Linked DNA regions of Homo sapiens: regions 2 and 3 are each linked to region 1. Evidence: chromatin loops called from intact Hi-C (ENCODE). Cell type or tissue: dorsolateral prefrontal cortex. All regions are shown on one strand.

Region 1 (4,000 bases):
TCAAGCTAGTCTGGAACTCCTGGGCTCAAGCGATCCTTTTGCCTCAGCCTCCCACATAACTGGGACTACAGACATGCACCACCACACCAGGCTAATTTCTTTTTATTTTTTGTAGAGATGGGGGTCTCCGTATGTTGCCTAGGCTGGTCTTGAACTCCTGGGCTCAAACGATCCTCCCACCTTGGCCTCCCAAAGTGCTGGGGTTACAAGTGTAAGCCACTGCGCCCAGTCTGATCCTTATTTCTTTTCTTCTACTAATTTTGGATTTGTTTTGCTCTTGATTTTTGAGTTCTTTAAGTTGCATAGTTAAGTTGTTTATTTGAAATCTTTCTTTTTGATGTAGGCGTTTATTGCTATAAACTTTCCTTTTAATACTACTTTTACTGTATCCCATATTCTGATATGTTGTGTTTGTATTTTCATTTGTTTCAAGACATTTTTAAATTTTCTTCTTAATTTCTCCATTGACCCATTTGTTATTCAGGAGAATGTTATTTCCATGTATTTGTATAGTTTTCCAAAGGTCCTCTTGTTATTGACTTTTAGGTTTTTTTTTTATAGTCAGAAAAAGATACTTGAAATGATTTCAGCTTTTTTGAATTTGTTGAGACTTGTTTTGTGACCTAACATATGGTCTATCCTGGATAATGTTTTATGTGCTGATGAGGAAAATGTATAATCTGCAGCAGCAGACTGAAATGTTCTATAAATGTCTATTAGGTCCATTTGGTCTAGAGTATAGACTCCAATCCTTCTTTGTAGATTTTCTGCTTGGATGATCTGTCTGTTGTTGAAAGTGGGGTGTTGAAGTGCTATACTATTATTGTATTACAGTTTGCCTCTTCCTTTAGATCTAATCATATTTGCTTTATATTTGGGTAATACTGCAATGGGTATATACATATTTACTATTATTATATTCTCTTGCTAAATTGACTCCTTTATCATTATATGATGACCTTCTTTGTTTCTTTTTATGGTTTTTGACTTAAAGTCTGTTTTATCTGATATAAGCATTGCTACTCATGCTCTTTTTTGGTTTTCATTTACATAAAATATCTTTTTCTATTTGTTCATTTTTTGTCTGTATCTTTATAGGTGAAGTGAGTTTCTTGTAGGCAACATATAGGTGGGTCTTGTTTTTTAATCCAGTTAGTCATGTCTTTTAATTATGATGTCTTTTAATTGGAGAATTTAGTCAATTTATATTCAGTATTATTATTGGTAGGTAAGGGCTTACTGTAGCCATTTTGTTATTTGTTTTCTAGTTATTTTGTAACTCCTCTCTTCCTTTTTTTCTATTTTCCTTTGCGATTAAATGATTTTCCCTGGTAGTATGTTTTAATTCATTGCTTTTTGCTTTTAGTGTATCTATTATAGGTTTTTGCTTTGTGGTTACCATTAGGTTCATTAAAAATCGTATAGTTCTAATAAGTTATTTAAAACTGATATGGCTGGGCGTGGTGGCTCACGCCTGTAATCCCAGCACTTTGGGAGGCCAAGGTGGGCAGATCACTAGGTCAGGAGATCAACACCATTCTGGCCAACATGGTGAAACCCCATCTCTACTAAAAATACAAAAAAATTAGCTGAGCGTGGCAGTGCGCACCTGTAGTCCCAGCTACTTAAGAGGGTGAGGCAGGATAATTGCTTGAACCCAGGAGGCGGGGGCTGCAGTAAGCCGAGATCGCGCCACTGCACTCCAGCTTGGCGACAGAGCAAGACTCTGTCTCAAAAAAAAAAAACCAAAAAACAAAAACTGATGCTAACGTAACTTCAATCACCAAAAAAGAGAAAAGAAGCAAACAAACAAACCAAAACCTGTGCACATTAACTCCCTCTCCCCCGACATTTTGAATTTTTGATGTCACAATTTGCGTTTTTTTTATATTGCCTATGTTGACAAATTGTTTTGTTATATGTTCTGGAAGAATGGAATTTGGCTCTTAAATTATTTGTATGTATTAGCACAGTAGCAAAAATTGTCATTGCCGAAGATTGTTGTTTTTAATCAAGGAGAAAATTACTTTAAATATCACAGCCAGATATCAAGCACTGTTGAATTAGAGCACCCTCTAGTGTTTATAAATAAATTTTATTTACAATGTTGCTATTTACCAGATGGCTTCATAATTATTGGTGTACTTTATTCAGTTAATTTATGAGAATCAGGCTCCCAGTGGTTCAGGAATTTTTACATAGATGCTATAAATATTATCTCATTGTATGTAGGTGCTGTTTGCATGCAAATATGAATGGCAATCCAAAGTTTATTTAAAGTATATAATGAGAGATCAGATATCATAAAAAACTATTTTATTAAGGAAATTATAGGCTGGAGTATATATGCATTTAAAAAAATCTTAGGTTAAATTATCAACACACTGTTATTAAAATTGACAGTTAGAAATACTTTCTACACATATTAGGGAAACAGTGGAGTCCATTGATTCAGTTATTCATATTTTATATTTTGTGTAGTACACTAGAGTAAAATCAGATATGATGGAGAACTTTAGTACATAAAACTGATTGGGAGTACCTTTATGAAATAAGAATTGTTTTTATGTGTCTTCTGAAACTTACATATGTTAAGTAAGATAAAGTTATATAGTAACAACCCTTTGTTTCTGCATATGTCTTACTAATTGTGTTGTAATTTATTTGCAAGAGCAGATGAGGTAAAATAAGGACTGATTGTAATAAGCTTTGCTTAGGTAACTTGATTTTAAACAGCTTCATCGTAGTATACATAGGCTGGCTTTGGATAAGTATGCAGACAGATAAACTCTCTTCCTCTTCAAAGAGTTGGGTTTTTTGAATCTGGTGGTAATTCTGTGTCAGAAAACCTTTTACTGAGGTTACCAGTTTTGTATCTTTTCTGTATTAGGAAGATATCCTCCAGGTTGTGACTGTAAAAATTTTGCACATTTTAGTGTTACCAAATTTGTAGAAGTCTAAATTCTATAGAATTACCTAAGGAAAAACAGAATCTAAGACATTATGAACTCTAAACACTCACCTCTTATGTTAGTGGGTTAGAAGAAACTTACCTAGTCTGAATTTTTCTCCCCTGCCCTCACCTCCCCTCCCGTTCCCTCCTCTCTCCTCCTGATATGGTTTGGCTCTGTGTCCCCACCCAAATCTCATCTTGAATTTTACTTCCCTAATTCCCATGTGTTGTGGGAGGGACCCGGTGGGAGATAATTGAATCATGGGGGTGGTTTCCCCCATACTGTTCTCATGGTAGTGAATAAGTCTCACGAGATCTGATGGCTTTATAAGGGGCTTCTGCTTTTGCTCCCCTCTCATTCTCTCTTACTGCCACCAAGTAAGAAGCGCCTTTTGCCTTCTGCCATGATTTTGAGGCCTCCCCAGCTATGAGGAACTGTGAGTCCATTAAACCTATTTTTCTTCCCAGTCTCGAGTGTGTCTTTGTCAGCAGTGTGAAAACAGACTAATGCACCTCCCCTCCCCTCCTTCCTGTCTCTCCCTTCTTTCCCTCATCTTCCCTCACAGGGTCTTTCTCTCTTGCCTATGCAGAGTCATAGCTCACTGTACCCTTGAACTTTCAGGCTTAGGTGATCCTCCCACCTCAGCCTCCCAAGTAGCTGGGACTACAAGCTCAAGCTGCCATGCCTGGCTAATTTTTCTTTTACTTTTTTTTTTTTAGACAGAGTCTCGCTGTGTCGCCCAGGCTGGAGTGCAGTGGCACAATCTTGGCTCACCGCAACCTCCGCCTCCCGGGTTCTAGCAATTCTCCTGCCTTAGCCTCCTGAGTAGCTGGGACTACAGGTGCATGCTGCCATGCCTGGCTAATTTTTTTGTATTTTAGTAGAGACGGGGTTTCGCCGTGTTGCCCAGGCTGGCCTCGAACTCCTGAGCTCAGGCAATCCACCTGCCTCTGCCTCCCAAAGTGCTGGGATTACATGTGTGAGCCATCTTGCCAGGCCTCTTTTACATTTTTTTTAGAGACAGGGTCTTGCTATGTTATCCAGGC
Region 2 (4,000 bases), 390 kb before region 1:
TTTTGGCCCCAGTGCTGCAGCTGCACAGAGTTCTAATTCCCAGATCCCTTAACTAAAATGTTCTCAGCTTTTTCTCTTTTCTTGGAAAAAAAAAAAAAAGGTAAGCGGCTCATTTCAGAGGAGAAAGTGAAGTGACTCGCCTTGTGTAGCTGTGTTTTTGTCTCGTAGTAGGCGATCACGGGGATGGACGCTCGGTAGTAGGCTTCTAGGCGCTTGGCGATGGTCTTGGTGGTGTCGTCCACAGGCAGGCTGCTCCGGCTCCTTTGGAGAAGGCGGTTGGTCATGGTGTCTGCCGAGCAGTCCATACAGATCACCAACTGTGGGTCTCCAATCTGGAGATGGGAGTGGAGCACAACACAGTCAGAAACCTCACCCTGCTGATGTTCTGGAAAGGCCCAGGGCCTCTGGTTTTTCCTTTCTTGGCCTTCTGGTTCCCTTCAAGGTCCCAGCATTACACTATGGTGCAGCTGGGACTGGACTCCATAGCTCCCCCCTTCCAGGTCAGTTCCCTTCTACACACTGCCTCAGAGCTGTCTCTTGCCCTCAGCTTTTAGGCCACCTCACGTGATGCAGACGAGTATATGCCACCCACTGCAGCCACTGTCTGTCTTCTTCTGCACTGAGAAGAAAGGAGTATGTATGTGTGAGGGGGTGTTTCCTCTAATGTGAAGCCTTTCCTGACCACCTGAGGCACAGCTAATCACTTCTCCTTCAAGCCACCGTGATATAACAGCCACAGGTGGCATTCTGTGGCTGTGCCTGTACTGTGTCAGGTGAGTGGGGCATAATGCTTTAGCACACAGAGGCTGGAATCAGGCTGCTTAGGGTCAAACCCTGGTGTCATGACTTGTCTCCAGGATGGGCTTCATCAATTCGTTATCTCACTTTACTTGTAAGCTACTCTCCCACTGAGACACAGAAACACCTTGAATCTGACCTGTAACTATTTTGACCAACAGACTGTAGCGGAAATAATGTCCATGCTTTTAGAGTCTAGGTCACAAGAAAGTTTGCAGTTTCTGTCTGGTTTTGTGGAACACTTGCTGCAGTGGGGAGTCCGCTGCCATCTAAGATGTCCAACTATCCTGAGACTGCCAGGCTGAGAGGAAGCCCAAGTTAGCCATGTGGAGAGGCCATGTGGACGGAGATGCCCTACCAGCCCCCAACTGTTTTAGATATCCCAGCCCTGGCTCCAGACATGGATCTCAGCCCCAGCCACTGTCTGAGTGCAATTGCATAAGGAACCCCAAGTGAGAACCAGCCCGCTGAGCCCCATAACTTCCAGAACCACGAGAGATAATAACAAATTGTTCTTTAAAGTTTTTATTTTCTTTTCTTTTGTAAGAGATGGGGTCTCGCTCTGATGCCCAGGCTGGAGTGCAATGGCTATTCATGGCATAATTATAGTGCACTATACAGTCTTGAACTCCTGAACTCAAGTGATCCTCTTGCCTCAGCTTCCGGAGTAGCTGGGGCTACACACACATGCCACTGTGCCAGACTTACATATTGTTCATTTAAACTGACTTCCTCATTAACTAGAAGTCTGACTCAACTTCTCTGCATCTGAGTCTTCTCATTCATACAATGAGGATGATCATAGGATTGCTGTGAGGATGAAATAAAATTAAATAAGGTAACATACGTATGCTCCTTGGCATACAGCAGACACTCACTAACGATTCACTGTTACGCTTATTTCCTCTATGAGGCTTAGGTTCCCCGTGTGCAGGGATTAAGAATTCTCTGCTCCTAGTCCCAAGTCTTGCACACAGTAGGTGATGAAGAAATGTTTTAATGAATGAGTGATGGTGGTATGATCTGTGTTATGAGTCTCCCCATCTCCATATCCTTCTCTTAAATGTTCTTTTGTCTCTGGGACATGCTTACTTTGCATCCTCCTCCAACCCTGGATCAGAGGAAACCATTACTCCCCCTGACCTTGCCACATTCGAGCTGTGAGTAAATGAAGGCTTGCCACCACTGTAGAAAGTGTGTGGGGTGGGATGAGAACAAAGTTCAGTCAAGAAGAGGATGTTTAGGCAACACGGAGAACTCGTAATATCGTGAGTTGCCAGACAGTGTTGGTCAAACATTTATCTACCTCCTCTGAGGGGTGTACTTTAAGGAACAGAGTGGAAACATTCTCCAAAATCGACAACAGTGCAATAAACCTCTGGAATAGGTCATGCGACTTTTCTGTCTGTATTAATTGGAAGGAAAAAAAAAAAGAGCATTTGTGCAGCAAGAAAGGCTGGGTGAGGGTTTAGGAAAAAAATGACCCTTGTTCACCAGCAGAGGGCGAGCTTGGGAGGCGGCTTAATGTTCTCCCTGAAACAACTTTGGGTTAGGGTTGCATGAGACAGCCAGGCGATTTTTCCAATTGTGGGGTTATTTTCAGGCCATTTGTGGGGACAGGAAAGATAATTCAGGGACACAGGTACAAACAGAGATTATATGTCACTGAGCAGGAGCCGGCAGCAAATGACCTTTTAGACCAAAATAAGCACGGGGCAGAGAGGTAGCTTTTTCTTCCACACTGATTCCCAAAGTGTGGCCCACGGACCAGCAGCATGTCATTTGGAAGCTTGTTAGAAATATAGACTCTCAGGCACAACACGCGACCTGCTGAAGCAGAATCTGTTTTTTTTTTTTTTTTTTTTTTTTTTGGTGACAGAGTCTTGCTCTGCAGCCTAGGCTGGAGTGCAGTGATGTGATCACTGCAACCTCTGCCTCCCAGGTTCAAGCAATCCTCCTGTCTTAGCCTCCCAAGTAGCTGGGATTACAGGTGTGCACCACCACACCCGGCTAATTTTTGTATTTTTAGTAGAGACGGGGTTTCACCATGGTGGCCAGGCTGGTCATGAACTCCTGACCTCAAGTGATCCACCCACCTCAGCCTCTCAAAGTACTGGGATTACAGGTGTGAGCCACCGCACCCAGCCTAGAGTCTGCATCTTAACCAGATCCCTAAGTGAGTCTTCACAGCATCATAGTTTGAGAAGCTACTCTGACAAGCCATTTTCCTGTGCCAAAACTAGGGGGTTTGACCTAACCTCTCTCTCCTGGAATCAGCACTCTCTTCCTATATAAAAAGCTATCGATCAGTTATTCTATTTGGAAGTGACCTGAACCATTTGTTTTTAATACCTAAAATTTTTTGAAATGTTTCAATGAGATACCATCTAATTTTTTTCAAAATGCTTCGCTATGTATCATTAGAAAGTCCCTTGGAGTAGCTGTCTGGTTCCTAGCTCTGCTCTTGTTTTCACCGGACTGTGGTTAGTCTTCAACATCAAGTAAGCAGACGAGCAGAGAACTCTGCCCTTGGCTGAATGAATCAGAGACTTGGGGACATTGGCCTGCCCCCAACATCACCCTGCTGGCACCCTGGGGCTCTGGCACCAGCCTCACCGGATTCTCCATGGCCTTTGGTTTTCAGGGGACCTTAGTTAGAGCACAAGTGCCCTTGGAAGGGCTGCTGAGATGCCATCAGCAACATTTCAGCAGCTGGCTATGCTTCACTGTGCTAAGGGCTTTACAAACAGCCATCCCATAAGCCCTCTGGCGCTCTTGCCGGGAAGTATGATTATTCCCACTTTAAGGATGAGGAAATGGAGGCCCTCAGAGGTTAACCTTCCCAAGGTCACTAGGGACTAGTGAGTGACAGGCCTGAAGCAGATACATGTAACCCCAAAGCTTGGTGACCTCACCCTGATGGAGAGAGCCAACGCCTTCAGAATGAAGTTTGGGCAAGAAGCTGAGTGGGCCAAATGGAACCAGGAGAGGGGGGTGGGGCCGTGGGAAAGGGAGCGAGTGGGGTGGGGTGCCTACTCACTTATTTTATTTTTCAGAAGCTGCCTCTGCTGCCTCTTGGGATCTAGTGGGACTGAGAGGTGACAGCATGCTGGCAGCCCTCACAGCCCCCGCTCGATGTCAGCGCCTCCTCCGCCTTGGCGCCCACTCTGGCCGCGCTTGAGGAGCCCTTCAGCCCGCCGCT
Region 3 (4,000 bases), 750 kb before region 1:
GTTGCTATAGGGCAGCTACTTTAATGTAGTTTCTTCAGAACTCTTAACTGATACATATTGTATTAGAATAGAATAATAATTTAAGTATACATTATTGGTAAAAAAAATAGGTTTTAAAAGTTCCAGAAGAACTTCTAGCCATGATTGTTCTGATTTCTCTCTTTTTTTTTTTTCATTTCTTATGATAGGATAACAGCCCACCATTCTTTCTGCCCTCAACCAGGCCCACTAGGTTCTCTACTCAACTACTGCCATCTCTACCTCTCTGTGCTCTAGTGTATCACTCTAACTCTGAGGATGTTAACTGTGTAGTGCATCATGGATCAGAACTAAAATTCTCACCTGGGCTTGACAGGCCTTCTGCAGACCCTCAGACTCTTCAGTTTCCTTTGTCTTCTCTCCATTTTTTCAACCTTCCAGCTAGACAAATCTATTTAGTAGCCTTTTTCTACCTCCAAGACCTTTCTTAAGTCACTTCTTTACCAAGGAGGTATTTTCCCAAACTAATTATAATGGAAATGGTGATTTTTCTCCACTTCATCTTAAACATGGTTGTTTTTTCTCCTTCAGTCTCTGAGACCTCTAAATATGCTTAGATTTCTAGGTGTATCTGGCATAAACTTTAAACATTTTTATATTGGTAAACATCTCAGACATATCAGTCTAATCTATCTTTTTTGTTTACTTTTTTATTATGGAAAATTTCAGGCATACAAACTGAAAGAGACTAATACAATGAACCCCCATACACCCATATCAAGCTTCAACAATTATCAGCTTTTTCCACTGTATTAGGCAATACAAAGTCTGTTTCATTTATTTTGTGCAACACCTATTTCAGCATAACACATCTTTATAGATGTTTTAAATAATATTCTACCTGTACTCACCATATCCTAGGCTCTATGTAGTACATCCTCCTATCCTCTCAGAATATGAACAGAATCAAAACCTATAATTCTTGCCTTTTATTCTCTTTTGGGAAAACTTTAACCACTCAAAGAAAATTGGTAAACTTTCATTTGATGAAGTCATTAATAAAGTAATGAAAAGTTACATGTACAAATAAAATTTAAGGATTTTTTTAAAACTGCAGTACGTTAAAGGAAAGTTCTGAAACCTCTAAACCAAATAAAGGAGGAGAAAATAACAAATTGAATACCTATTGTGTACCATAAACTAGGTGATTTTCATATGCTTTATAAATTTAGAGTGATGAGTATGACAGAACTAAGAATAAACAGAAAAAGATAAATTAGTGAACATTGATGTTTTTTCAAGAAACATTTATTGAACATTTTTCTATAATGTGCTAGGTACAGTATATAGGCTACTACATAAATAATAACGAATAGGATAAAATATCTGTTATGGAGTTTATGGTCTAGATGAGATAAAATATAACTATCAAAAATATAATAAGGCTTACATTTTTAGATTAGAAAAGGCTTTATTTAGGTAACATCTGAAAGTGTGTAAACACACATAAAAATTAGCTTTAGCTGGGTGCATTCCTGTAGTCCCAGCTTAGTTAGCGAGGACTGAGGTAGAAAGATCGTTTGATCCCAGGAGTTTGAATCTGGTTTGGGCAACATAGTGAGACACCATCTCTAAATAAAATAATAAGATCTGTGATGTTAAAGAAAATCCCCCCACAAAAAGAAAGGCTATGTATTATAAAGTGGGTCTCAAACTTTTGGGGCTCAGGACCTAAAGTCTGGGCCCATTATTGAGGATCCTAAGGTGGTTCTTGGCCACCTTAAAGGGGCAGCCACAACACAACAATTCGGCTCCATTGCACCTTGTAAGTATCTAAGATCCCCGGCAAGTCCATTGAATTCTTATGAAGAATAAGATGAGAGAGAAAACAGTGACCAAAAGATAAGGTTGAACATGTGGTTCTAAGAGTTTGGTTATAATAGAGGTTTTGTTTATATGGATAATAACAATAGGTCTTTAATATATTAGAAATTAAAACAAAATATTCTAATATGTACTTATAAAGTCATTTAAAGTAACAATAACAAACCATTATTTATAAACATAAAAATAATTAGTAAGAAGAGGAAAATAATTTTACATTTTTGCTAATCTCTGGTATCTGGCTTAATAGAGGAAAAATACATTCTCATATCTGCTTCTGCATTCAAACTACGGTGATGTTGTTTTGATTGAAGTCTCTAAGAAAATATGACCTTATACTAATATGTAGTTGGAAAAGGAAGGACTTTATGGACCCCTAAATGGTACTGAGGACTCCCAGGGGTTCTAAGACCACATTTTGAGATTTGCTGAGTTACAGGAAAAACATCCTAATTGAGTCATATCAAGTTCTCATTCTAGAAATGTATTTTAGAATGCTAAATGGAGATTGGCTTAACAACTTAATTCCTATACTCAGTGACCTGAATGCCAAGAGACTTTGTATCTGGAATCTTAACAGGCTTTTCTTCTTCTAGCGTTAAGTGATTTTTCTTGTTTGAGTAGGCAGATGCAATGTCCTTGGCCACCTTAAAGGGGCAGCAGCAACCCAACAATTCAGCTCCATTACACCTATGTATCTAAAATCCCAGGCAAGTCAATTGAATCGTTATCAAGAATACGATTAGAAAGAAACCAGTGATCAAAAGATAAGATGGAACAGGTGGTTCTAAGAGTTTGGTCATAATAGAGAAGGCTGGGATGATAAAGAGATTTAGTAATGGCATTCTAACACATTAAGCATTCATGTTAAATGAAGACGAATATGTATCCACCGCAGGTTTCAGAGGTAATATTGCAATATTAGTATAACCCATACACAATTTATCAAAAAAGCTGCATTTTTTCAAATTTGACAGATGAGGTCTGTATTTACAATACATTATTTTTGTGAAAAGGAGAATCTGCTGTATGCCAAAAAGTATGCCTGGCAATGGGATACGAAACAAATAAGAGCTAGCCCTTGTGAATCAAATAGCTTTGGTGACAGAAATAGATGTACTAATTATTATATGATGTAGTAAATGCTATAATACCAGTATTATAACCAGGCTATAGAAACATGGAAAAGACTATGGTATGGTTAAGGAAGAGGCTGGGTTAAAGAAGGTTTCACGGAGACAATGACATTTGAGTTAGACCTTGACAGATAAGTAGAATTTCACAAAGTGGAAAAGATTGTAAAGGCATCCAGGAAAAAGAACCAGAATGAACAAAAATACCAATGCCTGGTGACCCATTGCAAATCTGGGGAGCTATAAAATTGTCCAGTCAGTCTATGGCAAAACTAGAAGGACAGGCTGGGCACAGACTAGAATGAATACTGTGCACCATATTAATAAAAAGTTCAGATATTACCTAATAATACTATAGGCAATAGAGAGCCAGCAAACGAGCATGACTGAAAGATGTATCCTAGAAAGAAAAGAAAAAGAAACTCATAGCAATGTAGAGAATGGAGTTTAATGGGGAAAGACTAGTGGAAGGAGGACAAGTACAATGACCTTGGTAAGAGAAGATAAGGGCCTGAATTAGGACATTAGCATTAGGAATGAAAAGCTGGAAGAGACATTTTGGAAGTGGAATTGACAGGACATGGTGACTCATTATTTATTTAACAAATATTTCTTACGCTCCTACTTTGTGTCAGGCGCTATCCTAAGCTTGGGGAGATGAAAGGGAACAAAAAGTCAAAGTCCCTGTCTTGATTAAATTTTTTTGTTTGTTTTTTGTTTTTTTATTTTTTATTTTTTTATTTTATTATTATTATATTTTAAGTTTTAATGTGCACAATGTGCAAGTTTGTTACATATGTATACATGTGCCATGTTGGTGTGCTGCACCCATTAACTCGTCATTTAGCATTAGGTATATCTCCAAATGCTATCCCTCCCCTCTCCCCGCATCCCGCAACCGTCCCCGGAGTGTGATGTTCCCCTTTCTGTGTCCATGTGTTCTCATTGTTCAATTCCCACCTATGAGTGAGAACATGCGGTGTTTGGTTTTTTGTCCTTGCGAT

Evidence for each region. A loop is a pair of places that touch in the nucleus more often than their neighbours do. Peaks named below come from ENCODE experiments on the same cell type or tissue, not always from the same donor. Only the 100,000 strongest peaks of a DNase experiment are listed, where the experiment ranks them.
Region 2: it touches region 1 in a loop (7-fold over the local background); 91 of 110 quality-filtered maps call a loop at or near these places.
Region 3: it touches region 1 in a loop (9-fold over the local background); 14 of 110 quality-filtered maps call a loop at or near these places.

The regions. Positions count from the first base shown.
Region 1 is chr1:77,146,467-77,150,466 of GRCh38, reverse strand. The region is part of intron 9 of PIGK (phosphatidylinositol glycan anchor biosynthesis class K); the gene reads left to right. Among named protein-coding and RNA genes, the nearest start is that of PIGK, 71 kb to the left of the region's middle. In dorsolateral prefrontal cortex, CTCF peaks have their summits at 1,878 and 2,077 (motif pointing left); no DNase peak of the experiment used is centred here; H3K4me3 peaks cover 613 bases; H3K27ac peaks cover 771 bases.
Region 2 is chr1:77,532,179-77,536,178 of GRCh38, reverse strand. It overlaps AK5 (adenylate kinase 5), which reads right to left. Exons shown (of 14, transcript NM_174858.3): 13 at 141-332. Among named protein-coding and RNA genes, the nearest start is that of ZZZ3, 150 kb to the left of the region's middle. In dorsolateral prefrontal cortex, CTCF peaks have their summits at 2,099 and 2,299 (motif pointing right); a DNase peak (open chromatin) is centred at 2,318; H3K27ac peaks cover 3,761 bases.
Region 3 is chr1:77,899,399-77,903,398 of GRCh38, reverse strand. The region is part of intron 1 of NEXN (nexilin F-actin binding protein); the gene reads right to left. Among named protein-coding and RNA genes, the nearest start is that of NEXN-AS1, 12 kb to the right of the region's middle. In dorsolateral prefrontal cortex, a CTCF peak has its summit at 2,497; a DNase peak (open chromatin) is centred at 2,509.